2 separate regions of the Mus musculus genome follow, and region 2 is linked to region 1. A link is a loop called in an ENCODE intact Hi-C map of the cell type or tissue named here. Cell type or tissue: heart. All regions are shown on one strand. Links, peaks and the distances in the headings refer to the core of each region. The heading gives the core; the rest is flanking DNA.

Region 1 (16,224 bases), core at 5,412-13,411:
CTGCTTGTATTAATCTCGAAAGTAACGTGGCAACTTGCAGCCCCGGGTTTTCAGGCTGTGGAATTAATTATTCCCCAAGCGAGGAGCTGTCAGGTCTGGGAGACCAGCCACTGCGAGCCACCCCGACACCACTTAACAGCATCCATAGCTTCCGCAAAAAAAGCCCTGGGCCACAGTCTGGCCCCTAACCCTAAAGCAGAAAGCCCAGGAAGGTGAGGTAAGAGTCAACCCTGGGAGGTGCTGAAGGCCCAGCCTGGGAGTCAGGCTCCCTGGGCCTCTAACCTGGGCAGCAACCAGGTCTGGGGAACCTGTGGCCTCCCCTAACTCCTGGTCTGGTTGGCACTGGGATTTCTTAGGGATGTAGACCTTGTGGCTAGAAGGGGACTCCAGGCTGAGCAGGAGCAATGATCAGCACAGCCCTAGCATTCTAGAAGAGGGGCTGCCAGTCCCCCTTACCTATCGTCAGCCACAGGGCCACGTGGTAAGGCAGGAGGGGCATTCAGCTGGGCAGAGAAGGATGGCTATGGCTACCTGGGGAAAGTGGTAGCCATGATGGCTGTCAGGCCCACTCTGCCTGAGGAGGGTCCCCTCCACACCAGGCAGAAAGCAGGGCACTCTCCTATAGCCAGGCCAGAACTGACTCCTTTTTCAGGACCTTCACCCCAACCCTGTGAGCTGGGGTATTTTTCCCAGTTTACATTGGAAACAGAGGCCTGGGGCCAGGCTGCCCTGCTCAGTGGGTGCTGGCTGGCACTCAGACTTTTGACAAGGCCCACAGTGTGGCTTCCCTCCACCACATATTCCAGACTCTGTGGCCTTCTGCACACACGCTGCCTTCTTCTCTTTGGTGTTTTTAGTCAGGGTCTCTACTTAGTCCTCACTGTCCTGGAGCTCACTAAGTAGACCAGCCTGGCCTCGGATTCAGAGATCCATGTGCCTCTGCCTCCTGAGAGCTGGATTAAGAGTGTGTGCTGCCGGGCGTGATGGTGCACGCCTTTAATCCCAGCACTTGGGAGGCAGAGGCAGGTGGATTTCTGAGTTCGAGGCCAGCCTGGTCTACAAAGTGAGTTCCAGGACAGCCAGGGCTATACAGAGAAACCCTGTCTCAAAAAAAAAAAAAAAAAAAAAAAAAAAAAAAAAAGTATGTGCCACCGTGCCCCATGAGCACTTCCTTCTTGGTGGCCTCCAACTAGGCAGCCTGTGGGCCATGAGGGTCAGGACCATGCTCTGGCCTCCCCATACCTATGCTGAAGGCTGGACACTTCCGGGTCTCAAGAAACGCTGTGAAGGAGAGCAGGCAGAATACAGGCCGGGAGTAAACACCCATAATTCCAGTGGAGGCAGGAGCACTACAGAGCCATCCCCTGTACATAGTGAATTGAAGCCAGTCTAGAATTCAGGAAACTCTGTCTTTAAAAAATAAAGGGGGTGAGGCTGGGCAGTGGGGGCACGAGCCTTTAATCCCAGTGAAGGCAGGTGGATCTCTGAGTTCAAGGCCAGCCTGGTCCACAAAGAGAGTTTCAGGACAGCCAGGGCTACACAGAGAAACCCTATATCAGAAAAAAAGCACAGTGTGGAGGTGGGGGGGCAGAGGGCATCAAGATTGTTCAGTGAACAAAGGCGTCTGCCACTAAGCCTGACAGCCTGAAGTCCAACCACGGGATCCACTTTGTGGAAGGAGAGAACCAACTCCTGCCAGTTGTCCTCTGACCTGCACATACATGCTGTAACCCTGTGTACTGCTCCTTCTGGGTGGTCAGGGGTAGCCTTGCTTGTGCCCACTTCCTGATCCCCTATAAGCTCAGGCCCCGTTAGGAGCTCCCCAACCCCCATCATTGGCTCTTGCACAAAGGGCTGAGTATCCTATACCCAGAGTCTCGGACCCAGGCTCCCTGCTCCCAGCTGCCTGACTGTCCCTCTACCCCATGTAGCCCGTGCCTTTGACCCCTCCCGCACTGCACTTACCTGACTTTGTCTCTCTCTTTCTCTGTCTTGCAGCCAACAGCTCCCTGCTTGGAGGCGGAGGGGGTGAGTACTAGACCTTCCTGAGTCTCCTGTAAGGGTGGAGTGGGGGTGGGGTATGGGTCTCCTGTTTCCTTCTTCAGGTCCCTACAATTTCAGTCAGTCCCCTCTGGTGTATTCATTGATAAAGCTAGAGGCCTGGCTCCTCTGTAGGGTAACCTCCCCACCCCCACCCCTGACACACCTGAACTCAAGCCTCCCTCCCGGCTTGTACCTGAACACGCTGGAGCTGGAGGCTGGGGGCTGGTAGACAAAGCCTCACTCTGTGCCTGATGCCGGCTGGGCCTTTGAAAGCTCCTTGCTAATTGTCCTCAGCTTTTCCACTGTCTCTGCACCTCATCCATCTCGGCACTCAAAAACCCCAGGTGTCTGCCAGGTAGTATCTCAGACCAGCGCTACAGCACCAGGTAGGGAACGGGTGAGTGACAAGGGGACAAAGGCCAGTGCAGCAGGTGCCTCGAGAGGGGCAGCCCTGTGGCCCCACATCTGCCTCAACCAGCCTCCCACCACCCACTCAGCCCCTCAGCCCCCAGCTGCCGGGCAGCCACTGTCTGCGCAGTGGCGGCAGGATGATTGGTGAGCCACGGGGCAGGGGTTAATGCGCCGCGGGATAAATCCCGGGGGCCATGTTTACGGCAGCGGTGGCGGGGCCCAGGCCAGGTTTTAAAAGGGGGAAAAATAAAAGGGGCAGCGAAGGTCAGGAATAAATAAGCACGCACTAAGAGCTGTCGGTGACCAGCCAGGATGCAGGGGGCTGTTTGTGACTGAGGATGCCTTCCCTCCCCACTCTCCTCTAGCTGTCCCCGTGGAGGTCACCGCTTCCCAGGATGGGGGTTTGGTGCTCATCTATAGGCCCTTGGGGGCCTCTTTACAAGCCTGACCTTTAAGAGGAACAGGTCCCTCTGTGGTTGGTGACACCACACTCTAACCACAGTACCCTTCCCACACCTATTCATTCCTCACTCGGTGCTCTCCTGTGTGCACAGAGCTGTGAGCTGGACACTGACAGACCAGCCACGACAGGATAGTGGGAGGTCCCAGGTACATCAGGGCTCAGCATGAACACCGGGAAAATTTCAGGAAGGAAAGTGGGGCCTGGACTGGTGAGGAGAGGTGGGAAGAGTGTCCTGAGTGGAGGGAACAGACAGAAAGGCCCCAAGATGAAGGGAGCAGGGTATTGAAGAGCCTCAGCTGGCCAGAGGCCTCAGATGGCAGCCCAGAGACCTGAAGAGCAACGAGAACAGAAACCTTGGGAGGAGCTAAGGTGTTAGCATTTCCTCTCGGGAAGGCAGAGATGGAGGACGAATGTGGGCTTTCCAGCTTGCTATTCTTTTTTTGTGTTTTTGTTTTGTTTTGTTTTGTTTTCGAGACAGCGTTTCTCTGTGTAGCCCTGGCTGTCCTGGAACTCACTTTGTAGACCAGGCTGGCCTCGAACTTTGAAATCCACCTCCCTCTGCCTCTGCTGAATTAGAGGCGTGCGCCACCACGCCCTGCTCCAGCTTGCCATTCTTGACCCGCTCAAAACCCTCACGTCCATGAGAATCCCATCTAAGGCCCTCACTGTGGCTCAGAAGGACCAGCCACCTCTCAGCCTCCCTGCACTCCAGGCCTTCCCCACAACCACACCTGCCTCCCTGCACTGGGTTAGGTACACTCGCCTCAGGGCCTGGGTACTGTGGGTGGCAGGAGAGGCACACTGCACCAGCTGTTCTCCCATCCTTCCGTGTGTGGGGGGTAGGGATGTGCTTTTCCCGAGGGCATCATCCCCTCTTACAAGCCTTTACTTGAATACGGGTTTCCCAGAGGGACCCACCCTGAGTACTGGCGGAGGCTGCAGCCTGCAGTCCTCACCCTGGCTTTCACTCTACTGTAGTTGTTTTCTGAGAACCACCCCCACTTCTACCATGTGACAATTCCTCATCACTACCTTCACTGCCTTCTGTCTGTCCCTCAAAAGGAAAGGAATTGCCAGGATATGGGCCTGAACACTCTCCCATGAAGGGAGGGACTCGCCCCTGAGGGTAGCAGGCAGAAGTAGGCTAGGCAGAGGGGTGGCTTGCAGGCATCCTGGTGCTGCCTTAAGCCATGGGGTGCTCTGGCTCCCTTTTCAGCCTTAGAGGTGCGGGGAGGCTGGGTGATAAGGAGATGGGTGGAGCAGTGACCCTGGAGGAAGTCCGGCCTTTCATCTAAATGCAGCTAAGATTTATGGAGCCTCTGCAGCTAGGCCTGGGATACAGCCCTGCTAAGGAAATTGGGGCAGGTGGAAGTGCAGGACAGGGCCGTGGAGGGAGGAGGCAGAGCCTGGCGGGCCTGGCATCTGAAGTTGAAATGCAGCCTGCCAGTTACCCGGACATACCCCTTCACATATGACACATCTGTCACCCCATCACCAACCCTGACCCCAGGAAGACCCTGGGACCGATCGTGGGGGCCTGAAGTTCTTCCTGTAAGAGCTCAGGTCTCTACCTGCCCTTATCTGTCCTCCTCTCAGGATGGCCCTGGAGAAGCCTTGTAATGTCAGCCACAGACCAGCAGACATGCTACCAAGCTCTTGTCCCTAGCTCTGGGCCCTCAGACTGTACAGTGCTCAGTGCTCTACCACCAGGATGTCTTTCCTGAGAAGGTCAGGACCTAGGACACTGAGCTCTGGAGCCCCTCACGGTGACCTCTGCTCAGCTAGCACAAGCGGGGCAGACTCTATGCTCTCCGTGTGTCTGCCCAGGGCTGAGGGTCCGTGGGTACTCAGGGCTTTGCTCTGCAGTCAAGCGGCCCAATTTAGAAGTAGGTTTCTCAAGCAAAGGATGCTGGGACTTGGGCCTTGAAGACTGAATAGGAGTTTAGCAGGCTAGCAGGATGGAGAGATATGAGGGACGATGACCTGATGGCCTGGGGAAGTCCTAGTCTCCTGGTGGAGCTGGTGACTACCTGGGCCACTCTCTTCCCATGCCTCTGCCCTATCTCCCTGTGGAAAGCCAGTTATTGGCTCAATAAAAAGATGTCTGAAACACTCTCCTATTGTATGGTAAGGAGGGAGGCGGGTCCTAAATCAGGATAGGGATCGACAAGGCCCAAGCGCCTCAACTGTTTATTAGCACTGAGATGTTTACTTGGCGATGAGGAGCCGGCTTTCTCGGGGAGATTTGTGCGTTCTTTTTCAATTACCCCTCGTCTTTCTCTGCCACTTTTGCACTAAAGGGATAATAAATGTATCGGAGCGTTTCAATTATTCATCTAAATCATGACTGCGCCTGCCATGGCCAAGTCTTAGTGACAGATAAATTCAGGGCCGCCGCCTCTGCCGCCATGGCTGCCATCTCTGCCCCAGCCAACCAGCGCCCCAAAGGGCCAACACTGGGAGCCAGCGGTTGGGGTCAGACAGGTCCTTGGCAGGAGGGCAAGGCAGGCTGGGAAGGGGGAAGGAGCCCTTGTCCTCACCCTCTACCCCTGCTTGGGCCTCACGTGTTATCAGCCCCCCATGAAGCTACAGGAACTGAGGGTCCTACCTATCTGTTCACACATCGGCTCCCGGGCCACCCTGCACTGCCTCACCCCTACAGCCATATCCCAGCACCACATGCTGGGAGAGGCCAGGATGGTGGTGCATCCTTCCAGCCATCCCCTGGCATGGGACCTTTGTACCTGCTGCTGCTCCTCCGCCCTCCTGCCCAGAGTCCTACCTGACAATAGCTCCTGCTGGCCACACCCCAAAATCTAGGGATGGAGAGCCTAGCACATGTCATCTCTATCTTGAACCATCCTCAGTATTCTGTCACCCTTGACAACTATTCAAGATCTGTCTGCCCCATGTGCACCATCAGGACCACTGATGGCACAGGCACAGGTGGACAGCACGTGTTGGGAGCACACTTGTCAACTGCCGCTGTGCTCGGCCATAGCCTCATACTTGTGTGTGCAGCCTGCGTCCTCTCCCCTCACACAGGATATGTATGAGTACACTGTGGCAAGCTCACACTTCAGCGGCTCACCGGGCCTCTCAGTGGCTCCTTTCTATCTGCCCGGATCTCTGTCCCTTTGGCTCACCCATCCTTTTCTACCGCTCTTCCCTCTGCTTTCTTTTCCCCTCGCTTTCCTTTGTTTCTGCGAGGATTAGCAAGGCCTTTGAGTATGGGACCCAGCCTGGCCTTCCTGTCAATTCTTTGCAAGCAGCTAGCTGCCATCACTGCTGCTAATCTGTGATTGTTTCCGTGGCCTCTGGGAAAGCTGGCACTGCTGCCCTGATGAATGGTAGCCTGACTCAGTGGAGAACTTAACCTCCACAGCCTGTGGGCCGCGGTTGGTCGGTCGGTGCTCCAGTGCTCCGGAAGCCAGGGTGTGTGAAGTTGCCCCACCCCTCTTTGGCCACCTGTGGGACTCAAAAGCAGCAGGTAGCTTGAGAACTCCCAAGAGCCAGGAAGCTTGCTGGACTCAGTGTTGAGCCTGGGCCTATCTGCAAGAGTAGGGGTGCAGCTTTAGCACAAAGAGGGACCCTCAAAAATGGCTACGTGCTGGGGGCTGGAGAGATGGCTCAGTGGTTAAGAGGTCCTGTGTTCAGTTGCCAACAGCCACATGGTGGCTCACAACCATCTGTAATTGGGTCCAATGCTCTCTTCTGGTGTATTTGAAGACAGTGAGAGTGTACTCACATATATATATATATTTTTTTTTTAAATCTCAAAAAGACAAAACAAAACAAAACAAAACAAGGCATCCGGGCAGTGGCGCATGCCTTTATTCCCAGCACTTGGGAGGCAGAGGCAAGCAGATTTCTGAGTTCAAGGCCAGCCTGATCTACAGAGTGAGTTCCAGGACAGCCAGGGCTACACAGAGAAACCCTGTCTTGAAAAACCAAAAACCAAAAACCAAAAACCAAAAAAAAAAAAAAAAAAAAAAAAAAAAAAAAAAAAGGCTAGATGCAAGCTGAGGGTGTTCTTCACAACTGGCTAGGCACAGGCGTTAGGGTGATTCCTAGGTGCCTTACCCACAGTTCCTGCCCCTAGGACTGCAGTCCTGCACGTCTGCCCCCAGATTTACAGGCTGGGACTCTCTTTGGTCCCTCCCAGTATGTTCTATTACCCAGGGCTCCAGTACAATATCCCATGCTAGCGGGACATTTTGGACCACTGAATGGATGTATTCACAAACCTCCCACCTCCTGTCCCGTTCCATCTTCTCATGTCAGCCCTGTTGCCTCTTCCCTGGTAGTGTGACACACAGGACTGGTCTGTGGCTTCCCCATTACATGTTCGCTACAGGGTACAGTGTATAGCTTCCCAGGGCCAGTGACTTGCTGTCACAGTTGAAGTTTTCATATTGTGGATTGGTGTGAGCCACAAAAGGTTTCATGAGCCGAGTGTGATAGGTCTTTCCTTACCCAGGCAGAGGCCCTAGGTCACCAGCTTCCACTTCCTGACCATCACTAGGAGAACAGTGCCCTGGGTAGCTCCTCCCCCTGAGTGACACTGGAGTCTCTCTGCAGCTTCATTTTGCAGATGAGGAAACTGAGGCACCCTACCCTTCCTAGCAACTGGCCTTCCATGAGTAAGGGGTGTGAGAATTATCTTCCTTCAGCATCTCTGCTCCCTGCCTCATGGCCACTGCACTCATGCCCTGCCCCCAGTAGGCAGGATGCCACCAGGCCCTGCACACGGCTGCCGAGGATCTTTAATAACTCGAGTGCTGTGCATGATGAATGAGGCCCGTGGTTGTGTACATAATGAAGCCCTAATGTTTTCAAATCCCCATTTAAGGAGCTGATCTCACCCCGTAATGAATGTCAGATCACATCACAGTGATGTCGTCCATCCATCTTCTCCCCGGGGCGCCCACCCTCCTCGGCACCTCCAGGATGCAGCCTCGGGAGGGTGGGCTCTGTGTCCTTCCCTGGGCCCTGTACAGGTCTTGTGTTGAGCAGACATCGAAGGAGGGCTGTCTGGGAAATGAAGGGCCAGAAGTTGGCTGTTTGGGTTCTAACCGGGCAACATCAGTATCTCTGTTCACAAGTTCTATCCAGAAAGAGGAAGAGAGTGTGGGGCAAGCCAGAAGAGAAAGGTCCCAGGACTCAGTGGATGGTCTTAGCCCTCGTGGAGGGGGGAGTCCAAAGGTCAGCAGTTCAGGAATCTGCCTCAGCGCCTTAGTCCAGTGGACTCAGCTCCCCATCTGTTCAGCCAAGCTGTTCTTCTGAGAAGGAAATGGACAAGGACCAGTGCACAGGGTCTGGCTGGCAGCTGTATGCTGCACCAAGGTGTGGCTGCTGTGAGCTGTCCTCAGGTCAGAGTCCATGCAGGACTGAATGTCCAGATGGGGAGAGGTCCCCTATACCTTCTTAGACAGAGAGTCCCTGCCCTTGCCCCGCCCCCACCCCAGCCTGTCGTCCTAGAACAGTGCCGCAGTGCTCAGGTCTCTGCCCTTGGCTGTGAGTGTGACAGCGTGATAGACAAAGGAGCAGCCTCTTCCCAAGCCCACACCAAGCAACAAGGGCTTCCTGACAGCCAAGGAAACAGGTACAGAGACTGCACCTTGGAGACAAGGTGGAAGAGCCCAGAAAGGGGAACTTGTCTTGGCAAGCTCCTTGCCTGTGTCCCCAAGGCCAGGTGGGCTGTCACTCTACAAACTGGATCCCTATTCCAGGATGGGCAGGGCAGAGGTGGGAGCTACCCAGAATCCTCTCTTGCTCATGGCTGTGCCTCTCTGAACCTTTGCCTCCACTTCTTGTGAGACAGGGCCTAGCAGTAGAGACCTTGGCTTCTGCTCCACTTCCAGCTGTGAGATCTTGGAAAGTTGTTGACTCCTCTGGCTTTTGGTTGCCTACCTGCCAGCTGCCTCCTGGCCTAAATCAATGTTCCCTACAGATCTTTGGATACCTAGGCCCTGAGATTCAGAGAGATTGAATAACTAGCCCAAAGTTACCAGCAATCTTTAGCCTGAATTTTGGGAGAGAGAAATCCCAGTAGAGGATGTGACAGGGCCAGCTCCATAGAGTGGTAGAAGGGAATGGGGATAGCTGACCCTTTGGCATGGGTACAACTGCCCTCTGAGTCCCCTAGGCTACTGGCTCCTCTTGTTCCTGTAAATAATTAATTAGCCCCTGCTCGCTTGTTTGTTTAGCATGAGGAATGCTCCCCCACTGAGACACATTTATTGCTGAATAAATTTAAATATCTAATCTTCCCTTCATGAATATTACAGCACCCTAAATAGAAGCCAACAGTCCTCAGTGCCTTACTGGAGTAGTCCCCACCGGAGTTTGCCTTGGCTGGTCTGCAGAGGGTCAGGGTCCAGCCCTTTCCCCCTGCCATGAGATAGCTCCTACCAGCCCCATTCCCCCTGCTTGCTGGGAGAGCTGTGCTGGGACAGGGAGGGAGGAGTCTTCTGAGTCCCAAACTGACTGTCAGGTCTGCCCACAGTTACCAGTAGGTTGTCCCTTAGCATCTCCCAGGCTTTGGGGGACTGACTAGACAGGAAGGCAAGGGGCTGGGGTTCAGTGAGATGTAGGGATTAGGGAGGGCAGCAGTAGAGGAGAGGCCTGGGACAGAAGAGCCCAGAGTGGCCAGGGAGGAGACAGCTAGTGTCTGAGAGCAGCTTGGTGGGTGGCAGTAGTATACAGCCCTATGGATGAGCCGCACAGACCAGAGAGATGAGGGGCCCCAGGCCAGATACTCTTCTGGGGGATGTATTGGTTCAGAGAGAGAATAGATACCAGGCTGCAGGGGTAAAGAGGGAGGGCAGGGAGACAAAATATGACAGAATCAGTTGCCAGAGGCAGATAAGCACTGGCACACTGGGGGTGGGGGTGGCAAAAGCAGCCACATCATGGTCCCAGTAGAGTCTCTGAGCCTTCGATGTTTAGTGTGTGATCTATGCCAAGTTTTACTAGCCATGCCTCAGCATCTTCTATAAAGAAGGGGTTGGCAGCACCTCCTGAGTGGGGTGTGAGGCTCCAACAAGACAATCTATGGGTCTGGCTCAGCACCCCAAGGTGTTTACTGCAAGGAGGTCCAACGGGAAGGGATGGAGGCTGACCAGCTCCACCACAATGGAAGGATGCTCATATCGGACCAAGTAGACAGGAGGGTGTTGACCAGGCTTAGACTGAGCTGCAGGCCTTGGTGTTTGGTGAGAAAGGACTTTACCATTTAGTCTAACTGACCTCTGCCTCCCAACTGTTGGGATTAAAGTCACTGCATTCTTCCCTGGTGAGAAGCCAGCTACTATGGGATGGACATCACGGGTGGTAGGGAGACAGGTCTTGACAGTGGACATCCAGAGGAGGGTGGGAGGGTTGGGTGAGGAAGTGGGGCCAGGCATCTGAGACCTGTTTGGGGAAGGGTAACACAAATGTGTTGGCCAGGGCCTCATCTTTGGTTTTGGTCACAGTCAGGAGGTCCAAGTCCTATTCTAAAAGTTGGTAGAGGACTCCTGTGCCAGTCCTCTGTGCCCTCACTTCCCCAGGCTAGCCTCAAAGGACTAACTGCAGACTTGTTCCTTTGAGCAGGGTCTGTATTTCCACACGACCCTGTAGCCAGCCAAGGTCTCCTGCAGGACACTTCACACTGGAATAGCAGGTAGTGGAGTGCCAAGGGGCTGAGACTGATAGCCAGGGCCGGTAGGTTCCAGGAATGTCACCTCCTCAAATCCCAGTGCTCACCTTACACGACTCCCTCACCTCACCACAGACTCGCCATGCCATACACTGTCTGTTATGATAGGGGCTAAATCACTTTGTACCTGATCAAGCCCAATACTGCTCAGCTAACAAGAATTAGAGTCTGACTTCAGGGGCCAAGGACACTTGTTGCTCTTGAAGAGAACCCAGACACAATTCCTAGACACCACATGGTGGCTCCCAACTCTCTGTAATCCCAGTTTCAGGAGGATCCTAGACACAGTGAACATACATGCACGTAGGCAACACAGTCACACACATAAGGTAACATGGACAAATCTAAGAAATAAAATAAATAAGAAGCCGGGCATGGTAGTGCACGCCCAGCACTTAATCCCAGCACTCGGGAGGCAGAGGCAGGCGGATTTCTGAGTTCAAGGCCAGTCTGGTCTACAAAGTGAGTTCCAGGACAGCCAGGGATACAGAGAAACCCTGTCTTGAAAAAACAAAAACAAAACAAAACAAAACAAAACAAAAAAAACAAAAAACAAAAAAAAAAGAAAGAAAGAAAGAAAGAAAGAAAGAAAGAAAGAAAGAAAGAAAGAAAGAAAGAAAGAAAGAGGAAGAAAGAAAGAAAAGGAAGAAAGAAGATAGAATAAAAAGAACCAGAGCCTGGTATAGTGGTGAACTCCCCTAGCTCAGAGTGGAGGCCGGAAGGTTAGGGGTTTAAGTTTAAATTGAGGCTAGCCCAAGCTACACAAGATCATATGGCTCAAATAAAAACCAAAACACAACAAATATGAGAAAAAAGAAAAAAGGTCAATTTACTTAGCACTGAGGTATATAGCTCATCGGTGGGATGTGTGCCCTGGGTTCTGTCCCTGGCACTACCCTACCCTGCAACATTTATTTTTTCTAACATCCTATGAGGTGGGCCTCTGTTAGACCCAGAGAAGTAGTGATGAGCCCTGGGTCACTCAGGCTGCTCACCTTCCCTGCCACTGCTGTTCTGTCCAGTGCTGGGTCCTCTGGGACATCCCACCCAGAACAGATACACTGCGAGTCCTGGGAACTCCAGGCTTCACCCAGGCTCAGGACTCAGCACCCACTCTGCAGAATCCTGCCGAGGAGAGCAGGGGGCCTGAAATACCCTGCCCTGAGCCATTCCCAGGGTTCTCCAACTCTGGGAAACCACCCCAGTGCCAGCTCTGAGGAAAGTTGAAAATTAGGTGTAATTGGAAACAGGAAACAGAAGAGAGGGGTGTCCAGTTGGTGGCGCCCCATCCTGGGCAGGATGCAGGAAAGAAAGGGTTAGGAGTCTGTAAAATGGAGTCAGAATTTTTTGTTTGTTTATTTGTTTGTTTTGCTTGCTTTATGCCAGTGCATCCAGATGCCAGGCAGTAGACTTTCTCAAGGATAGGCCTGGGCTCCATCAGCCCTGCCATCTCAGGGGGCACTGTCCACATTTTGCAGTTGAGATCCTGGTAGAGCAGACAGGGGCAAACCAGTACTTGCCTCAACCTGTTTGGGCAAAGCTACATGGTTCTTGGGTGAGCAGCAGAGTTGCCTCTGGGCTTCTGCTGGCTCTGGAATATAGCAGCGTTAGGAGTTGTTTATCTGGGTCTGGATCCCCAGGGTCACAGAGAATCCCAAGAGCCTCCCTTGGATAAACAAGCCTGACCTTAGTTAAGCAGGATGGCTAATGCTGACGAGTCTGCTAGTTGCCCCAGCAGGGTTTGATAGACACCTGAGAGGCCTGGTCCCATGGGAAGGAGTTGGAAACCCTAGGCTCAGGCGCAGGATTGGACCTGTCATTTGGAACTAGGTGGCCTCGGCTCCTCAGACGGGATTAATTGAGGCTTGGATTTTGAAGCGGCCTAATCAAAAGGTGGGCTTTGGGATCCCACCAGATTCTTAGATCTGAGTGACCTCCGGACGGCTCGGACCGGACAGAGAAGCAAGTGGGTGGGCCAGGCGCGCCCCCTGCCGGTCGCCCCGTGTCTCTTCGCTCCAGGGTTCACTGCAACTCCTTGCAGCCTCAGTTTCCCTAAATGTGAAACAAGGGGCGACAAGAGCAGCCTTGGAGAGAACTTTGTGATGCCAAGTGGGCCAGTGCATAGCCTTGGAGTCTCTTGGGATTGGGTTGTCATGCATGCCTGATTCTTCAGGGATGCAGGGAACCCGACAGCTCATTTCTCCCGGTCCCCTGCAGTGGACGGCTGCATTCATCGGGCCGCGGGATCCCTGCTCACGGACGAATGCCGCACCCTACAGAACTGCGAGACCGGCAAAGCCAAGATCACTTGCGGCTATCGGCTGCCAGCCAAGTGTGAGTGTTCGAGGGGAACTGCCCACAGTCACAAGGGGGTGTCTTAACGTTAAGTGTAAGGGCCTGGCCCCTCTGACACTCAAGATAGCAGTTGGCAAATGGCTGGAGTTACAGCAGAGAGGAGAGTGAGAGGGCAATGTCAAGGTCTTTCACTACCTAGCAGTGACGTGGGTGGGCGGTCACAGTGTGTGCTGCAAGGGTGAGGTCCTTCTAGCGAGACAGCATGAGAGAATGATTGAAACTGTCACCCTATCCTAGATGTCATCCACACGGTGGGGCCCATCGCCGTGGGCCAACCCACTGCCAGCCAGGCGGCCGAGCTCCGCAGCTGCTACTTGAGCAGCCTGGACCTGCTGCTGGAGCACCGGCTGCGCTCAGTGGTAAGAGTCAACTGGCGGCAGGGTCAGGGTCAGGGTCATCAGGGAAGGCACCAAGTAACCAAGTCCCCATGTCATCTTGCCCTCTCTTCCCTAGGCTTTCCCGTGCATCTCCACAGGCGTGTTTGGTGAGTCTGGAAAAGCCAGGCCTGGTGTGGGCAGTGGCTCCTCCCCCGCCTTTCATCGAGGAGGTGGGTGGGGTGGGGCGGGGCCAGATGTGGACTCACCAGACCCTGCCCTCAGGCTACCCCAATGAGGAGGCTGCAGAAGTAGTGCTGGCTTCGCTGCGGGAATGGCTGGAGCAGCACAAGGACAAGGTGAGACCTGACAGAGGTTGGCAGTGAGGCTGAAGCCTGGGTGCCTAGCGCTGAGCTGTGGCGGGTCAGTACCTGCCCTCCCCCAGCCCACTCCCTAGGCCAGGCGTATTTGTTGTGAGACAGAGATGGGAAGGGGTGAGTGTGCAGTCTGAACCCCTTCTATAAATGGCACAGTGAATTCTCCAATCTCCTGTGGTACCCATGGTAGAGACCCCGCAAGGGCAGGTGCATTTGGGGGAGCACACAGTACCAGCACTGAGAGGCCAGTGGAGGCCTAGCCCAAGCTGAGCAAGTCTCCCTGGCACAGGTGGATCGGCTCATCATCTGTGTGTTCCTGGAGAAGGACGAGGGCATTTACCGGGAGCGCCTTCCCCATTATTTCCCAGTAGGTATGTGCCCTTTTCTCCTGGCCACCCCAGGCCAGCCTACCCCTCCCCCAATGCCCCGGGGCATCTCTCACTGTCCTCTGCCTTCCAGCCTGAGGTTCCCACATCCCACCCTGAACAGGACTGGTAAGCAGGGCCTGGCCCAGTACTGTGTGGCCGCGCTACACTACTAACCTGGACCTCTAACACCCGCTCAATCTGCTATCGCTTACCTCCATGCAGTGGGGTGGTGAAGGCAGGGGGGGGACCCTGGGGCTTTCAGAAGTCCTCAATTCCCTTTAACCTATCTGCTCTGCCCTCAGACCCACCCGGGCCTGTAGGAATTCGTTCCCAGCTTTGAGAGGTCTCAGAAGCCTACAGCTTGTTCCAGCCTGGCCATCACAGGGTTCTGTCCTTTCCTTCAGCCCTGCCTTTCAGAAGCCTCCTAATAAAGCTGTCTGGCTCAGCCCTCACTGTCTGGGTCTGGCTGGGTTCTCCTCCCCCCACCCCCCAAGGTAGCCCCTGGTAGGGGTGGTGTCTTGGACATCTTGCTTCAAGAGGCTACAACAGCCCTGGGTGAGCCAGGAGGGTAGATGCATGGGCCAGACAGCAGAGGCAGCGGCAGCAGCACTTCACATTTATTGAGGGCCTGCCCCCAAGGAGCTCACAGCCTGGGCTGAGACCCCACATGTGCTGGGGGTGGGGAGGAGAAGGCAGGTAATGCAGATATGGCCCAAGCAAAGGGGGTGCAGAGCAGGCACAGGCAGGGGCTCTGGGGAACAGGGGACAGGCAAGCTCTACTAGAGTGTCTCTCTCACACCAGGTCAGCTCCTCCAGGGCCCAGAGGATGCCTAGCTGCTCCACCCACTCTAGGCCAGCCTCCTCCCATGAATCTCTCACCCCAGTACTCCTCAATCATGCAGGCCCTTGAAGGTTGGCAGAGAGTTGTATCTGGGGCCCTGGCCAGAACAGCAAGTCTGTAAGTGCTTTGTATGGGTGGCTTGAGACCTCTGGTCAAGTTCCCACAGAAACCCTTGGGAGGCTAAGGAAGAAAGGGCAGGCCTATGGGAGCAGAACTCCAAGGAACCAGAAGGGGCCCACAGAGGCCTGGTCCCTTCCAACTTCTCTTGGCAGGAATGCTTGGGGTAGATGGTTGGAAAGCTGGGGACCCATCCTCGGGAAAGGGACAGCCAGACACAAGGCAGCCAGCGGGCAGGTAGGGAAGGGCGGCAGAGCAGGGAAGCGCACACTCGGGCTCACCACCAGCATCCCCTTTAATAAAACATGGAAGGTTCTATGACAGGAGAAGGGAGGAGTGAAATATGACCATTTACAACCACACACAAAAAAAAAAAAAAAAAAAAAAGAAAAAGAAGAGAAAGAAAGAAAACCCTCTGTACATGTCTAGCGCCTGGCAGGGGAGGCAGGCGGGGCACAACAGGCCAGCCGGTCCTATTTGTAGAGGATATCGTAGTGTCCAGGTCGGTAGAGAAGGTAGACCTTGGGCTCGGAGCCCTCGGGGAAGACGTGTGGGTTGGTGGTGCCGCCCTCGCCGCGGTCCATGTACTCCACTTGGATGGACACACTGAGGGCCTGGGCCAGGGCTATGATGTGGATGTGGTCGCTCTCCTTGCACATGGGTTCCACCTCCTGTGGCACAGGGGCAGGTCAGGCCTGTCCCAGGATCCCTCCCCCAGGTCCCACAGCTCACCCTGGCATGCCCCACCCTGACACAAAAGAGAAAAGGAGGGCCCCAAAGCAGAGTGAGAGAGGAGGTGGCACCTGCTGGCAGAACTCCTTAACAGTCCGGCCACCCTCGATGAAGTGCTCGAAGAACTTGCTCTCCCGCTGTAGGTAGCCTGAGGTGAGCAGTCGCAGGTAGACCACAAGGTAGTCTGAGGTGCTCTGGTCATTGAAGGAGGCCAGCAGGTCAGCTACTGAGGTCTGCTTCTCCACCTGCTCGATAAGGTCCATGAACTGCCCCACCCAGGGACAAAAGGTAAGATGAGGAAGATGGCAACAGGCCACCCTTACCATACATTAACCCAGCCTGAAACTGGTGGGCTCACTCACCGTGTTGTGGAAGTCTTCAATTGTGAATTCAGTGAAGCCCTGGGATACCAGGTCCTCTTTACTCTTGGCAGACACGGCTTTGAACCTGCAGGTGGGAAGGAATGGGAAGCCAATATGGGCTCCTCGGCTAGCAGAGCAA
Region 2 (16,224 bases), core at 3,155-11,154, 70 kb before region 1:
CCCCGAGCTGGACATCAGATGGCACAGTGACCTCCGTGGAGGGAACCTACAGATTTTATTTTTCTTTTTGAGGTCCCTGAGAGGCCTGGGGCCTTGCAAAGAGTTGGCAGAATGAAGAGTCAGCCCCAAATCACTGGATGATTTGAGCAATCCCTTGATCCCATTCGCTGTCAGGAGAATGGCCTCACTCTTGGGGCTCCTTAAGATGAGCATATTGCTATCTCTGAACACCAGTTTTCCTTTTCAGTGATGGACAAGGTATTCCAGGGTCATGGATGGTTTATAAAGCAGGCCCAGCAGGCTCCACATTTCAAGCCACCAGTGCCACCCTAGGAGCATGTGCTAGGGATGCCATGTCCCCACAGGAAGTGGTGAACATCCTGTGGTCTGACCCCCATCTCAGCCTCACATGGCATTAGCCCCAGCTCTCACACGTCACTCACCCCAAGCCCCAGTTTAGCATCCTAATGTCCCTGGAGTGGAGATTGAAATGATAATGGCAAGAGACCTGGCAATACATGGACCACGATAAAATCAGAATCTCTCTCGCATGGTACCGTGTCTGCTGTTACACAGTAGGCTACCCCTACTCCCAGTCCCATTCCTATCCCCTCATTGTCCTTAGAGCAAGCTACAGCCTAGGACCAATGACTGAGACTGCCCTGCCCTGAGGTGCTGAGTCCCTGGCCTGGAGCAATGTCCTTCCCCTACTCTGCTTCCTCTTACTTAAGGGCTTTCCCAAGAACTCAGTTGCTAATCTTTGTCTCAGACTATGTTTCTGCCAACCCTACCCAAGATGAACCCAAACTATTTCCTGGGGACTCAGTCAGTGGTGCACCCCACCCCTATTTCAGCCTGGTGCTGCCTCTACCACTGAATAGGGATCTGCTTGCGGGCCAGGCATGAGGCCTGGGCTGCCCAGTGCTTGGGCTACTGGCAGCCCCCCTCCCCCCAGCAATGCTCCCAGCTGTGTATCAAGTCCCCTCCTCCCAAGGCTCCCCTTCCCAGTCCCCAGGGCCTTAGCCACCTGTGAGCAGGCACAGCTGCCCAGGTTGGGTGATGAGCGGCAAGGTGGTTATTTTGCAGCCTTCCCTCCCTCAGGGGCCTCGTCATAAATTACCATCGATCTGCCGAGGGCCGGGCTGGGAAATAAAGCACTGGGCTCAATAATTGTACCCTGCTGCCCGAATTTACTTATTTGTGGCTTTCCTACCCACTAGGAAACGTAACGGTAAATAACCGCTGACGATTAGGCTCCCAGACAGGAAACACACTGTACACTCGTTTCCAGGGGCCACGAGGGCTCCAGTTCCACCGGCCAGCAATGCTAGCCTGGATTTGGCTTGCACTTTCTCAGCTCCTATCCTGGGCTCCAGACCTAACTGGGACTGGAAGCCTGGGGTGTGGGAAGCAGGCAGGGAAGGAGCCTCAGCCCCCAGCAGGGCTAGGGTGGCAGGACTGATGGGCCCCAGGCATGCTGTTGCCCTGGAAGATAGTAAACTTTACCACACCCACTAGGGGCCTGGGGGTTAACTCAGCCTGTAGAGCGTTTGCCTGACACAAACTCTGGAACTACACAAACCAGGTGTGGCGGCACATCTGTAACCCCAGCATCTGGGACCTCAAGGCAAGAGGAACAGGAGTTTAGGATGACCCATGGCAACTTTAAGACCAGCTTAGGCTACATGAGACCTTGTTTCAAAAAATGAAAATAGATGTCAGGCGGTGGTGGCTCAACACCTTTGATCCCAGCACTTGGGAGGAAGAGGCAGGCAGATCTCTGAGTTCAAGTCCAGCCTGGATATACAACGAGTTCTAGGACAGCCAGGACTATACAGAGAAACCCTGTCTCAAAATCAAACAAACAAATAAAACCCAAAAATAAACAACAACAACAACAACCTAAAGCCAGTGCCTGGTTTAAGTTTTCTGTTTCATAGGGGTGCAGCCAAGGCTCAGAGAGGTTAAGTATGTGTCCTGCCCCAGGTCACACAGGGCAGGGTTGATGCCAGCAACCTTATCATTTGTCCCTCTGTAAGCCGGTACAGACACCGGAGCTCATCCCCTGTCTCAGCAGCATCCTCATGGCCACTTCCGGCTCCATGCCCCTATCTTGTGCGAGTGGCCAGGCACTCAGGATGTCACTGGGCGCACCTAAGAGCTGGGGGTTAGCATGAGTGAGAGAGAGAAGTCCAGGGAAGCCAGAGCAGCCAGGGGAGGGGCTTGCCCTGCCTAGGGCCACACCCGTCTTCAAGTCCTATTTTAGAGCATGATGATGTTTCCGTTACAGATAGGGAAACCAGCAGCTAGGGTTCCCTGCAGGCTGAAAGCAGGGGGTTCAGTGGAGGGGGCAAGGCTGGAGCTCACTGCCCTGCTTGAAGCCTGCTGAGAGCAGGTATAATTCCTCAAGGGCCATCCACTTTTTCTGTTTGAGATGGGCTCCCTCACTAGCCTGGAACTCTCAGTGGTTTTCCAGACTCCTGGCCAGGGAGCCCCAGTCATCCACCTATCTCTGCCTCTCCAGCCCCGAGGTTCGTTTGTCTCTGTTGTGGTGGTTGTTTGTTATGTGGGTTCTGGAGATGAGAGTCAGTTCTGTGAACCATGTCTCCAGTCCCCTTGTCCCCATTTCACCAACAAAGCAGCTCAGACACAAATCAGTGACTTGTCACACAACCTTGCTGGAAAACTCAAATGAGGCAGGGGGGCAGAGTGCATGTGGCCAGGACTGACCTGCTGTGGAGGTTCTGACGGCCATGTTGGAAACCCAGCAGGGGCAGGTGAGATTCAGGTTACCAATTCCCAGAGAACCTGAAGCTCCCAGGACAGCCATGCCAGGGTCCCTTTGTCCGGAGGCGGTCCCTTTCCCCACCCTCTACCCTGGCCCCACCTAGCAGCCGAGCTTTGTGAAGTGACGCACACACATCTCTCCATCTCCTGGTTACTCTTCCCCCAGGTACCTACCTGGTTCCTCCCCAGGGAAGGCAGGGGTGACTTTTTATCCATTCACCTGAGCCACTTGGTCCCCAGGCAGTTCAACTTAATTTGTGCCAAGCACTTTCTGAGTAACGGAGTCCCTGGGGCCATGAAGTGAGGGAAGGACAGGGCAAGAGGTAATGGTGGGAGACAGGACATGCACTGCTGGTTCTGGAACTCTCAGGCTGCCCACCCCCGAGGGACTGGTCACATTGTACCCAGCCACCAGCATCACTCTTGAGCCAATCCAACCTAGTCCAGTTTTTCTACCTCTGCCACCTCCAGAAACGGGGGTGGGGGACACTGAAGACTACCAGGATATAGAGCAGGCAGTCCTGGGCTGCGTGTCCTACTACCCACTGTCAATTAGGTATATGTAACCCACAGCCACGTCCTGGTGTCTAGGAGCAGGGTCCATAAGGAGTCCTGTTCAAGCTCCACAGAGTTTATGGCCTCCAAGGGCAGACATCAGATAGCTGTACAGGTAACAGAGCCCATGGAAAAGGAGAAAATGACAGGCTCAGGAGTCGCTGGCATGCTCTGCAAGGTGGCTGGGGTGGGCAGACAGTGATGCTAGCAAGAGCTATGTCCACTTCATGATCTCAAAGGCCTGAAGAACACCACATCTGAGAGCCGGGCCCCAGCCTAGCACTCTGGGTGGGAGTGGGGATGATGGGGCATGGTTGGGGGTGGGGCATGGAAGGATGCTGAGTGATAGTGGAAAGTGATGGAGCATGATGGGAGGTACAAGCCCCACCAGCACCTCCAGACTCCCAGGAAACATGACCTTTATAGTTAAAGACAAGACACAGGTTGGGGCTCCCTCCTTTGTCCTGGGCCCTAAGCTGCTGTCCTGACCAGGAGCTCCGAGGGGAAGGATGGTTTGTGAGTACAGCACAGGTTAGTCGGGTAGGCGGTAGCAAGATAGAAGGCATAGTGATGAGCCTTGATCTAGTTACCATCAGGGACCCCAAGGGAACAGCAGTGAATGGGGGGGTATGGGGCGTATGTGGTGCAGGTGTGCTTCTGCGAGAGAGCAAATCCCAGGCCCCGCTTAACTGCACCATTATTTATTTTGATGCCTTCGTGGTCCATGTTAGGGTGCAGGTGAAATATGACTGTATCGTTTACTGGTGGGGATGTTAATTGCACGCCACAGAGAACAACAAACCCACATTTGAGGTATAGATCACTATGGCAGCCCCGGCAGACTGTGTGGGGTTGCTGTGTGGGGACTGGATAGTTGGAGGAAGTGCTCTGTGAGCAGCTCTGCAGAAGGAGGATGGGGGAGCACTGGAGATGTGGACGTCAGGGGAAGGGTCACCTCCCAGGTTAGTGTCTCTAGTGTACATTGTCAACTAAAAAATAAGAACTTTGTGACCTCTTCTGAGGGCCAGATAGGGCTGGTGACTACCTCTGTCCTTAGTACACACACACAGAAGCCACGAGGGTGCCAGGGGCAATGAAAATGGGTTAGCATGGCTGTCCCTCCAGTGGCCTGGGTTGATCTGGGTGTTGAGACCTTGGAGCTATGAGTGTAAGAACATTCCTTTCTTCTTAAACATTGTTGCACACTCTCTGCCATCCCTGGGCAGGAGCAGGAGTCAGCAGGGAACACGAGGCTGCAGGGAGAGGGCAAAACACCCCTAATGCAACATAGCCGCATGTGCAAAGGGCCTGGGGCAAAAGATAAAGTTTGAACTCAGTGTCTATAGCAGTACCTCACAGCACAGCGACTGATTGTAATCATGAAGTCACACTATGTACAAGGTCCTGAGAGGGAGTATATCAATGTGTGTGTGTGTGTGTGTGTGTGTGTGTGTGTGTGTGTGTGTGTGTGTGTGACTGATGGCAGACCTGGGATACCTCCAGAGCTTCACTCTTGCCCCTGTATAGAGAACATAGGCTCTGGGGGTATGCATTGCTGAGTCCTGGGGTACACATGGTCCACACTACCTCAGCTACAGACCTAGCAGAAGACAGAGTGCCAACCCCCAGTCCTAGCACCCAGAGGGGTCCTTCACTACTCTCTTCTAGCAGACAGGTCACAAGGACACTCACCATGTACAGGACAGGAAGGAGACCTGAGCCTCCTCCTCCTGAGCAGAGATAGCTTCTATGGTCCCCAGGGCCTCATCTCATTCTCCCTGTATCCCAACTATGTGCACTGCAGAGGAAACCGAAGCCTGGCCATGTCATGAGACCTTGGGCTTAGCAGAAAAGGCTTCCCTCTCAAGCATCAGGACCTGAGTTTCCTCCCCAGACTTAAAAAGCAGGGTGTGGTGGCAGATCTTTCTTATCCTTGTGCTTGGAGGTGAAGACAGACTGTCTCAAAGGCCTGAGGTATGACACGCAAGGGTGACTCCTGGCCTTCATATGTACAGTCACACACATCAATAAACCCCAATTGCTGGGAGGGGCCCCGCTGGATCCGACTCAGCACTGAGTTCCCACTCTGGACATCCAGGCCAAGCCCTTTGCTGGCCCCAGCGGTCAGTGTGGCCTGGGAGTCTCAGAGTCTGTCTGTAGGCCACACTCTCACTCCTCTGAACAGGCAAGCCCTTCAGCCCAACAGCCACTGGGGAGGAGAGGACAGCACCGTCCCTGATCCCAGTGAGGCCATGCAACAGCTACTGGCGGGGGAGGGACTTGGAGGAAGATTTATGAGCTGGGTCAAAATTTAATTTGGGTGGAAGATCCCGGCCAGCCAAGCCGGCTGCCCCAGACAAATGGCCTCGTCCCTGCTGGCTCACACCCCATGCCAGCCTCCCCATTCCTCTCCGGAAGGCTGCCCGCCGCCCGCAGAGAAATCATAGCACCAATTTGATTTGGGCAAGAGCGTCGGGAACTGGGGCTTGTTTGCACTTCGGTTTAAAATTGAACAGGACAGAATCAGCACTGCCTCTACCGGGGCCTCCCAGCCTTCCCGGGTGGCTTCTCCCCTGCCAGTGGGGCCCGCTCAGCCCACCTGCTTCCTACATGAGTCCCCAACAATCTTGGAGGCTCCACCTGACCTTCCAGCTTCTATCTGCCAAGTACCCCCCAATGCTCCCCATGGCCTGAAAGCTAGAGAGGCTTGAATCCCATTGCCATGCCAGGGAACTCAAGCAAGAGATGGAAACCGTGAACCTCCATGTTCCCATCTGCATAATGGGAACAGTGTCACTGCATAAACAGGCTGGATGAGGGGAGCTGGGACTGAAACATGGAGTGTTCTGATACGCATGTCCATGACTCTCCCACAATCCTCTGGGCTTGCTTCCTGCCAGGGCTTCTCCTTTATGGGCACGGCTCAGCAGCCTTTGTTCTTCCCAAAGGGGGTTGGAAGAGTGCTAGTATCCCTGAGGATGGGACAAGCTATTCTCATCCTCTGCCATTTGTTGGGTCCCTTCTAGTACTTCCCCAAGTGGGCACTGCCCACCCATATTACAGATATAAAAAGAGAAGTTCAGGGAGGGGGCAGGTGTACAGCCCTCTACCTCCCCAGCTCCTGTTCAGATGAGGGGACAGGAAGAAGGCGGGGGGGGGGGCTCTCTCTGAGCAGCATCTTCCCCAGTGCCCTCTCTCTGGCATGTTCCTGCTACTGTTGGCAGAGATCCAGGCCCAGAAATAGCCATGTCACCTTCGGAGGCTGAGTCCTGGGCTGCACTGCCCCAGGCCTGCAAGAGCTGAGAGCAGCAGGCAGTGGGAGGCCCAGGAAGCCAAGTGCACACAACAGGCACACTCCTGTATGTCGGGTGGGGATAGGCTCTGGTCTCCTCCATCTGGCCTTACCTCCTTCAGCAGCTCCATAAACAAGGCTCCAGGCAGGGGATGGCAGAGCCGGGGGCTGCTTGCACTGGCCAGCACTGGCCTCACACACACACATCCAGGATGAAGCCATCAGGGCCAAGACACCCTTCTCTGTATTCTTGGGGGATCTCTAACCATCCCCAAGACCTCTTGGGTCGTTTCTTCAGTCACCCTGAGTCTGGTTTCATTCCTCATTCATGCCATGCTCTGTGCCTATCAAGGCCCTGCTTGCTCTAGGCTGGGGGCTCAGCCCTGTCCCTTACAAGTGCAAAGCTAATCCTGCCGGCGTGGTGTGGTGTGCTCATAGGGGTGGAGAGATTAATGTGTCAACACATTTGCATTGGAACGGAGAAATGAGAAGCTAGCTCATGGTGAAGAGCTGGCTGAGGCCCTGCCAGCCAGCTCAGCTGCCACCCCCACCCCTGCCCCACCCCCACCCCCAGACCATGCCTTCCCAGCATCGCATCAGTGTATGGCAGCTACTGCTGCCCCAGCCTTGACCTAGAGGGGCAAGCTGGTGTGCCACGCCCTACACTGTCTCCCACTTGGATCAGGACAGCAAGTCCCAGCACTGACCTCGTGTCAGCATCTCCCAGCAGCCTCTCATTATTTACTTATGTGCGTGTTTATTTATTCCCGGCTCGACTCTGAAGGATTTGCAGTGCTTACAGAAATATAACAGGCAGATTCGAAGGGAGTGGGAAACCCAGGCGGCTGGAGTCCTCAGGCTGCAGTTCAAATCCTGATACTCACTCGGCCCCCTTTTTTGCCAATGTTGTCCTCTCTCCTCTCTGAGTGCAGTTTGTTTGCTATACAGAGGGATGATGTCATACAATGTATGATGCTTACAGTGGGATGATGCCATATAGTGGATGATACTTAGAGTGGGATGATGCTGTACAGTGGATGATGCTTACAGAGATGATGCTGTACAGCGAGATGATGCTTACAGTGGGATGATGCTTACAGAGATGATGCTGTACAGCGAGATGATGCTTACAGTGAGATGATGCTTACAGTGGGATGATGCTGTACAGTGGATGATGCTGTACAGTGAGATGATGCTTACAATGGGATGATGCTATACAGTGGATGATGCTGTACAGTGAGATGACGCTTACAGTGAGATGATGCTGTACAGTGGATGATGCTGTACAGTGAGATGATGCTTACAGTGGGATGATGCTGTACAGTGAGATGATGCTTACAGTGGGATGATGCTGTACAGTGAGATGATGCTTACAGTGGGATGATGCTGTACAGTGAGATGATGCTTACAGTGGGATGATGCTGTACAGTGGGATGATGCTGTACAGTGGATGATGCTGTACAGTGAGATGATGCTGTACAGTGGATGATGCTGTACAGTGAGATGATGCTTACAGTGGGATGATGCTGTACAGTGAGATGATGCTTACAGTGGGATGATGCTGTACAGTGAGATGATGCTGTACAGTGGATGATGCTGTACAGTGGATGATGCTGTACAGTGGATGATGCTTACAGTGGGATGGATGATGCTGTACAGTGGATGATGCTGTACAGTGGATGATGCTGTACAGTGGATGATGCTTACAGTGGGATGATGCTGTACAGTGAGATGATGCTTACAATGGGATGATGCTGTACAGTGGATGATGCTGTACAGTGAGATGATGCTTACAGTGGGATGATGCTGTACAGTGGATGATGCTGTACAGTGGATGATGCTTACAGTGGGATGGATGATGCTGTACAGTGAGATGATGCTTACAATGGGATGATGCTGTACAGTGGATGATGCTGTACAGTGGATGATGCTTACAGTGGGATGATGCTGTACAGTGAGATGATGCTTACAATGGGATGATGCTGTACAGTGGATGATGCTGTACAGTGAGATGATGCTTACAGTGGGATGATGCTTACAGTGGGATGATGCTGTACAGTGAGATGATGCTTACAGTGGGATGATGCTATACAGTGGATGATGCTGTACAGTGAGATGATGCTTACAGAGGGATGATGCCGTATAACCCCTGGAGGTATGTGCTACTGACCCCAGACCTGGTCTCAGCTGATGTGGCCACCCCCGGCAAGTGCTGGATACAGAGGTGAGCAGGGTAGTGTCTCCTCACTGCAGCCTCGTCCTCTTCCACCCTTAAGGTTCCCATAATTAGCATGTGTCCTTGGCCTCCAATATGCCTGGTGCTGATTCCCGTCTTCCCTCTATGGTCTCGATTACCCTGCTTACAGCATCATCCATGTCTCACTTGTCTCACGTGTCAAGTGCAGAAATGCTTCAGGTTCCTTTTAGAGAGAAGCTCTGTGGGTAGTGACATGTCAACATGCCACACACATCAACATGTCCCCACAGGGTAGAGGAGGGCAGCACACTGGAGTCTCATCAGGCATAGCACCAAGAAGTAGATGTCCATCCACCTCAGCCTCGCCCCAGCTTCCAACCTTGGAAGTTCACATCCAACTATCAGTTCACAATGACCCAAAGCCTCTGGTGGCCAAGCTGTCTGGGCATCCTCGAGCCAGACTCCTAGCCTTTCATCTTGCCTAAGGATTTCCCAAATTGTCCTGTCTCGTGTCTACTGGCTGAGAAGGACTCCCCACAACCCCAGGGCTCTGCTACCCTCTTCCCACCAGTAGTACCGCCATGGGCTGGGGCATCAGTCCTCATCCTCACGTGTCAGGCCCTGGTCCGACCTTCCTGCATGCCCCAGCCTGCCATCTGTGTCTCTGTTCAGCACGGAAGCCTCACACTTCTTAATCTAATTGTGTGAGCTGGTTGTCGTGGCGCCACACATGACCAATTTATTGATCAGCTGTGGAGATGGTGCGGCCATTTGGGAGGCAGCGGGTGGAAGTGCCAGTTCAGAGGTGCAGAACACTGCAAAGCCCTGGCCATCCAGTCCCTGGGTCTCAGCTCCCTGCCTTTCCCTTGCCACCCTGAAATTCTCCAAGGCAGCTGTTAGGGGGAGGTCCTCCTTGGCTGGGGACTTTGGTGGGTGGGATGCCATGTGGTTGATCTCCCAGACCTGGCTCTGGCCTCACCTCACCTGCTCAGGCCAAGTGGAAAAGCATTTATGGACTGCCAGCTGAACAATCTCCTCCTGTCCTGTCTCCACCTGCCTTGTCCCTCTCCTCTGTGGCCAGCAACCACAACCACCTGCTCTGACAATCACACCCGTGCTCACAGAACCCCATGTATCAGGCAGAACCCTTGGAAGGCCAAGACCTGTCTTGGGCCATTCTTGACATTCTGCCAACCCTGTCAGGAGGGTCTGGCCAGGCCAGGCTACAGAACCACAGTACCACGATGTCACCGAGTGTCCCAACCATTGCACAACTAGGGATCGAGTAACTCTTGGTGACTTCATTCTTTGTATGTTTATTTTGTGTGATGTGTGGACAGAGCCTGTGGCTTTGCACATGCTAGTATCTATCACTGAGCCACATCTCCATCCATGATAGATTTTAAATGATAAAGAAGGGTGTTTGGGCTTAATCCCAGCACTCAGGAAGAAGAAGAAGGTGGACCTCTTTGAGTTTGAGTCCAGTCTGGTCTATGTAGCAAGTTCCAGGGGAGCCAAGGCTAGACAGAGAGACCTTATGGAAAGAGGAAGGGGGAGTGATCACATGGGAAAGACCGACCTTGAACCTTAATAATAACACCTAATTGTGACCCAGTGCAGGGGGCTTCAGGGTTGTTGGGGGTCCCCTTAAGGTGCCCCAGCCCTCACTGGGGACCAGAGTTCTTGCTGCCAGAATTTGCCTGTTGTGGCCACCTGTCTTTCCCCTGAGCAGCAGCTGGCTCTCAAAGCCATATGGGAATCACCAGAGACCTTCTTCTCTCCCCACCTCCTCTCTCCTGCCTCCTGTTTCCCAACACCTGCTTCTAGGGTCCTTAATAGTATACATCTATAGAATGGGCACTTAAAGAGGGGGCATCCTGGAGGGTCATACAGGCAAAAACTGTAGTGCAAGGACTGTGTTCCTCTATCCTACACTTGATCCCTGCTCAACATCAGCTGTGTGCCACACACCATGCAGGTCCCTATCAGGCAGCTTTCACAGGGTCCTTTGACTCAAATTTTTGTCTTCATTTATAGATAATAAAGCTGGTGCTGCTTCTTGTATGACAGAAAAACTCTAGGGATGTAGCTTAGTTGATAGAGCACTTGCCTTTAATAATCTAGAATCAGGCATAATATTTTTTTACAACTATGAATACGTAAGAATCTACTGAATTCTAAAATTTAAAAGGTGTGCATGTGTGTGTGTGTGTGTGTCTGTCTGTCTGTCTGTCTGTCTGTCTCTGTGCAAATGCCATGTAAGTGCAGATGTCTGGGGAAAGCAGATGAGGGCGTCAGCTTCCCTGAAGCTGGAGCTCCAGGAGGTTGAGAGCCACGGGGATGGATGGGTGCTGGGAACTGAACTCCAGCCCTCTGGGAGAGCAGCAGGCACTGTTAATCATTGAGCCTTCCCTCCAGCCCCAAGGGGTAAGTCTGATGGTCTGAGAGTGATAGCCAGCCCTCCACACCCATAGGTTCTATATCTGCACATTCAAACCAAGCTTGGGTCAAAAGTACATGGGTGGGGGCTGTCTGTAGGCTGTGAACAATAAAACTATGCCTGTGCCTAACAAGCAAGGACTTTTTTCTTGTCATTATTCCATAAACAATACAGTGTAACAGGAATTTACATAGCATTTGCATTGTATTAGGAATTAGAAAGAATCCAAACACGATTTAAAGTATACAGAAGTATACTGGTGGGCTGTGTGGGAATACCTTAACAGTTTATACATACAAAGAGCTCCGGTTTCTGCGGGATCTGGTACCTCAGGAAAGGGGCAGCCTAGAACCATCCCCTGTGGATGCTAGGGGTTGGTTAAGCAGTTTAGGTTTCAAATGACTTTAATGGCTATGCAGCATTTGTCAAGCCTGCGGGAGGCTCTGGGTTCCATCCCCAGCTCCACCAAAATAAATAAATAAATACATAAATAAATAAAATTTTTAAAAACGGGGCTGGTATGGTAAGATGGCTCAGCAAGTAAGTGTGCTTGTCATCAAGACTGACAGCCTGTCTGCAATCCCTGGGCCATATGGTGGAAGGAGGGAAACAATTATCACATGCTGTCCTATAACCTCCACTCATGTGCCAAGGCATGTGCGCGCGTGTGCACCCACAAACACACACACACAAATAAGTAAGCAAATAAATGAATAAGTAAACAAATAAATGAATAAACAAACAAACAAATAAATGTAGTGGTGGTTTGTTTTTAAGACTTAAAAGATGAGCCGGGCAGTGGTGGTGCACACCTTTAATCCCAGCCCTAGGGAGGCAAGAGGCAGGCGGATTTCTGAGTTCGAGGCCAGCCTGGTCTACAGAGTAAGTTCCAGGACAGCCAGGGCTACACAGAGAAACCCTGTCTCGAACCCCCCCTCCCCCCAAGAAAGACTTAAAAGATGAAATTGAACCAAGCTTATAAAGAAACCAATCTTGGGCTCAGAGTAGGGAATTAGACTGCTCAGGGATGTCTGCAGATGTGGACCCAGGCCAGTTTAGCTCTTCCCAGGAAATTCTGTCCACACACACACACACACACACACACACACACACACTGTCTACTTCTCCTTCCTGGGGCCCTGGTGGTTCTCAGGCCTGACTTTACCTCCAAAGGGATGTACCCCCCTCCACTCTACCTCCCTAACCCTAACCACTCCACCATCCATCCATTCCTCTTCTCCAGAGATGTTAGGGCCCCTCTATCTTGTCCACCTCCTGCCCTCCTCTCCGACTCCAGCCCATCCTCTTACTGTATGCTGTAGTATCTTGTCTCCACCATCGGCTGTCCTATGTACACTGGTCTCAGCTTAACTTTCCCTCCCATCATCTCCTCCTTACCAAAGACCCCCCAGAAAGCCTAACCCTCCCTGTCTAACTCTCAGAGGTACCAGCAGCTAGGGGAGGCATGGCGGAGGAGGCGGAATTGTGTCCCATGTCAGGTCCGTGAGTCGGTTACCGGGGTAGGATGCAAGCCAAGGCCTCTCCCCTACTCCCCAACCCCCAAACCAGCACACACACAGTGGTCTGCGCTGCTCAAGGCTGCCCACACAGCAGTCAGCCAGTTGGCCTCTAGGAACCTGAATCGAATCCCAGTTCACCCTTACCTTAGAACAGAACCAGTCTTCACCGGGGTCCCCCATCTGGTCACCACCCCCACTCCACACCTTGGCTTTCTTTTATCTTCTGGAACTTGACACATCTGTCCCCACTTGGTGCCTGCTGGTCCCTCCACCAGGACACTCCCCAGCCATCCAGCTCCTTGTCCTCAAGCTGGCCTCTGCCCAAAGTCACCATCTGCTGCCTCCTCAGTCACCCTTTCTGAAGCAGCCCCTTCAGATTAACTCTGGCATCCCTGAATGTGGAGCTGTCTCCCTTCCCCGTGAGGTGCATGTGCACTAGGGACTGGCATTGCTGTTGCAGCAATGGTCAGAGGATAAGGAAAGGCCCTTGTCTCTGCATAGGGACAGAGTGCGCCTACCTCTTAGACCCCCAGGCTGAGCCCACCCAGGCAGCTCCCCTCTCGGTTTCTCCGTGGCTTGGAGGACTAGCCAGGGCGGAATAACCAGATTAGCCTAAGCGGCTCCTCTTGTTTCCTCACGTAATTGGATCGAGGCGGTGTTTCAGTGTGGCTGCATTTAATATTGTAATTCTGCAGCTGCCTCTCCGATGAGTGCAGCCACCAGGCAGGGCCATGCAGGGCTGTGGGCAGGGGCTCGATGCTAACAGGGTCAAAGGGCAGGAAGCAGAGATACTCTGTGGCCAAAGCCACCACTGCTGGGCATGGCTGTGGAAGGGGCCTGGGACTCAGGGCCTTCCACTTCCCTGTGCCTGATATCACATCTGAGAGACAGGGAGGGTCCAGCCTCAGGATGGTCTTGGAAAGGGGCACCGTCAAGGTGCATCGAGCAGCCGGCCACAGTCCCTAGCAGCAGGCCACAGCCCCTAGGAGTCCAAACATGTGTTCTGTCATCACTTTTCTTGGGACACGGCTAAAGAGACCTCAGAAGCCAAGAGCCCAGCCAGGTCTTCTATTTGTGGGTACTCCCTGGGCTGTCACATTGCTAGGTGACCCCCGAGACCTAAGCTTGGATGTTGAAAGTGCATCCAGGGACTAAGGGGGAAGGACATGTGGTAGTGTATTTGTGTCCCTTTGTGAATGTGACGGCTACTGAGTGTGCCCATTGATCTGGTCTTGGTGGACAGATGTCTGTCCTGAGAGTGGCACGTTTACCCTGTGAACAACACTCCTTACCCTCACCTCAATGCCTGGATCACCAGTGTAGCTCAGATGGTGCAGTGCTTGCCTTGGTTACATGTGAGTCTGAAGCCAACCTGGGCTACAAGAGATCCTGTATCGAAAAAGAAATGGGGCCTAGGGGGTTCTAAGACCAGGACTCAGCTAAGGAGCTAAGGAGCAATGCAGCCGTTCTGTTCTCAGATGCCTCTCCAACAAGGATGGCTTCTGCCACTGACCACATCTGGGCCCCGTCCAGACATAGATAAATCCCACTGCCTGACCAGACACCTGGTGGCAAATGAGTAGCCACCCTTGTGGTTGGTGGTTCCAGCTGGTTCTGAGCATTTTGAAGACCTCAGGACAGACCAGCTTCTAACACTCAAAGCATGACCCAGACCCTGCAAGTCTGAGTGTCACCCCAGATTATGGGCACTGGGACTTTGGGTCCCCCACCCTGCCACCCACCCACCCCTGCTTCCTACCCGCTCCACGTGACTGCAGCTGACGACGGCTTCCATCCATCACTCAGCCCTATTTTTAGGAGGTGATAACCCAGCTGTGAAAACTCACTCCCCATGAGGAAGTGAGCCTCAAGCAGGCAGTGAGGGAGGATAGCAGGGTACAGGGCAACTCACTGCAGACGGGGACAGAGGCCGGGGAGCATGTCTCGGGACCACACTGAGGCAGCACACAGCGAGGCTGCATGGCTGTGCCCTGCTCGTACCAGTACCCACCTGCTCTGAGCCTTGGTTCCCCCAGATATACAGCAAGTACACCGTCACCCTCGTCACAGACTGGCTCTTACCACCTTCTGGATACTTTGTACCCCTTCCTTGGAGATTGGACAGATTAAAATATAGGAATGTGTTTACATAAATATTTCAGACAAACAACTTTTTAGCCTAGCCTGTCCTACACATTAGATGAGGTAAACATGACACACACACAGACACAGGTTTCACCCTTGAAATGTCACTGTTTGGTGTCTCGTGTTTCATTTACTCAGTCTGGTAACCCCGCTTCCTTGGAGCAAGCCCCTCTCCACCCACTGTCAAACAGAGTGGCCAACGGGTGCTTGTGCAGCCCGGCTGTCCCTCTTCTTCCCTCCCCACAGCTGCCATTCCCTCTGCTTTTATACCATAAACCACCAGCAGCATCCCAGACTTTGTCTAGGTCAGACTTCCAGACCCTGAAGGTGGGGAGGGCCAGCATTTGCCTGGGCTAAGTAAACTTGTATGCCTTGCCCTCCTCTCAGAGCCTCAGCTTTCCCCTCCGGAAAACGGGATAGTAAGTGTCCACCAGGAGATGCTGTTGAGTACTTGGGCAGACCAGCTGAGCCCTTGAAGCAGTGAATTAAAGCTGCCCACAGACCCCGATCCCACCCCCACCCCCACCCCGACTGCTTCACTCATTCAGCAGGAATGACCTGTGGCCAGTCTGCAGTGTGTTGTGTGTGGCTCTGGATGCTGAGGGAGGAGAGGAGGGCGAGGTGAACCTCGGCACCTGCCTTGCAGGAACCATATCTTCCACCTCTGGAAAGAAGGGTCCTGAGGCATCTGGGGAGGGTCTCGGGTTCTCACTTGAGGCTGTGGAAGGCTGAAGCAGGAGGTGAAGAGGACAGGATGTTGTGGGACAGTGGGGAGGGGTCTGTTGCTGGGGTGGAGCAGTACTTCGAGGAGGTACCTCTAGTTGCCCACCACCTGTGGGAAAAGCCAGGTGAGAGCAGGGGCGGGGGTTGTTCCCCTCCAATCCTACATCAGATTCAGGCTCTTCCCTGTGTGTCACCACAGCTGTGTGAGATCTTTCACATCTGGAGGAGTGGGCCAAGAACCCAGAGACAGAGTGGAGGAGGTGAGGGCCAAATACCCTCTTCCCCACCCTACATCCCGCTTGCGCCTGTCTGGGACTCCACCGTCTAGAAGCTGAGTAGCTTTTAATTAGCTGCTTGACCTCTCTGAGCACTCAGTTCTCTGCTGTAAAACAGGAATAAGAAAACTGATGATGCCTGTTAAATATCAAGCTGTGATGGGGCCCAAGGAGTGGCTTAGACCCAAAGTAGGGTCCTGAAATGATGGGAGGGGCCTCAGCAACCAATAAAGGGTAAGGAACCTTCCCTCACAGGGGCTATAGGAGGGAGGGCCATTTTGAGAGTAGGC

Evidence for each region. Peaks named below come from ENCODE experiments on the same cell type or tissue, not always from the same donor. Only the 100,000 strongest peaks of a DNase experiment are listed, where the experiment ranks them.
Region 2: it touches region 1 in a loop (1.9-fold over the local background); 2 of 42 quality-filtered maps call a loop at or near these places.

Annotation. Positions count from the first base shown.
Region 1 is chr19:7,183,578-7,199,801 of GRCm38, forward strand. It overlaps Macrod1 (mono-ADP ribosylhydrolase 1), which reads left to right. Exons shown (of 11, transcript NM_134147.4): 4 at 1,999-2,028; 5 at 12,837-12,953; 6 at 13,212-13,333; 7 at 13,428-13,458; 8 at 13,574-13,647; 9 at 13,955-14,036; 10 at 14,125-14,159; 11 at 14,336-14,485. The coding sequence ends at 14,129. Otub1 (OTU domain, ubiquitin aldehyde binding 1) reads right to left here. Exons shown (of 7, transcript NM_134150.2): 5 at 16,086-16,170; 6 at 15,795-15,989; 7 at 14,629-15,662. The coding sequence ends at 15,465. Among named protein-coding and RNA genes, the nearest start is that of Otub1, 15 kb to the right of the region's middle. In heart, for the core only: no CTCF peak of the experiment used is centred there; DNase peaks (open chromatin) are centred at 12,494, 13,034, 13,314 and 13,334; H3K4me3 peaks cover 993 bases; H3K27ac peaks cover 185 bases; H3K27me3 peaks cover 1,891 bases.
Region 2 is chr19:7,115,853-7,132,076 of GRCm38, forward strand. All of the region lies in intron 3 of Macrod1 (mono-ADP ribosylhydrolase 1), which reads left to right. It overlaps Gm38621 (a long non-coding RNA gene), which reads left to right and starts at 7,188. Exons shown (of 2, transcript XR_877703.3): 1 at 7,188-16,224. It also overlaps a transcript of Flrt1 not described here. In heart, for the core only: no CTCF peak of the experiment used is centred there; DNase peaks (open chromatin) are centred at 5,643 and 6,599; H3K4me3 peaks cover 1,023 bases; H3K27ac peaks cover 3,361 bases; H3K27me3 peaks cover 1,850 bases.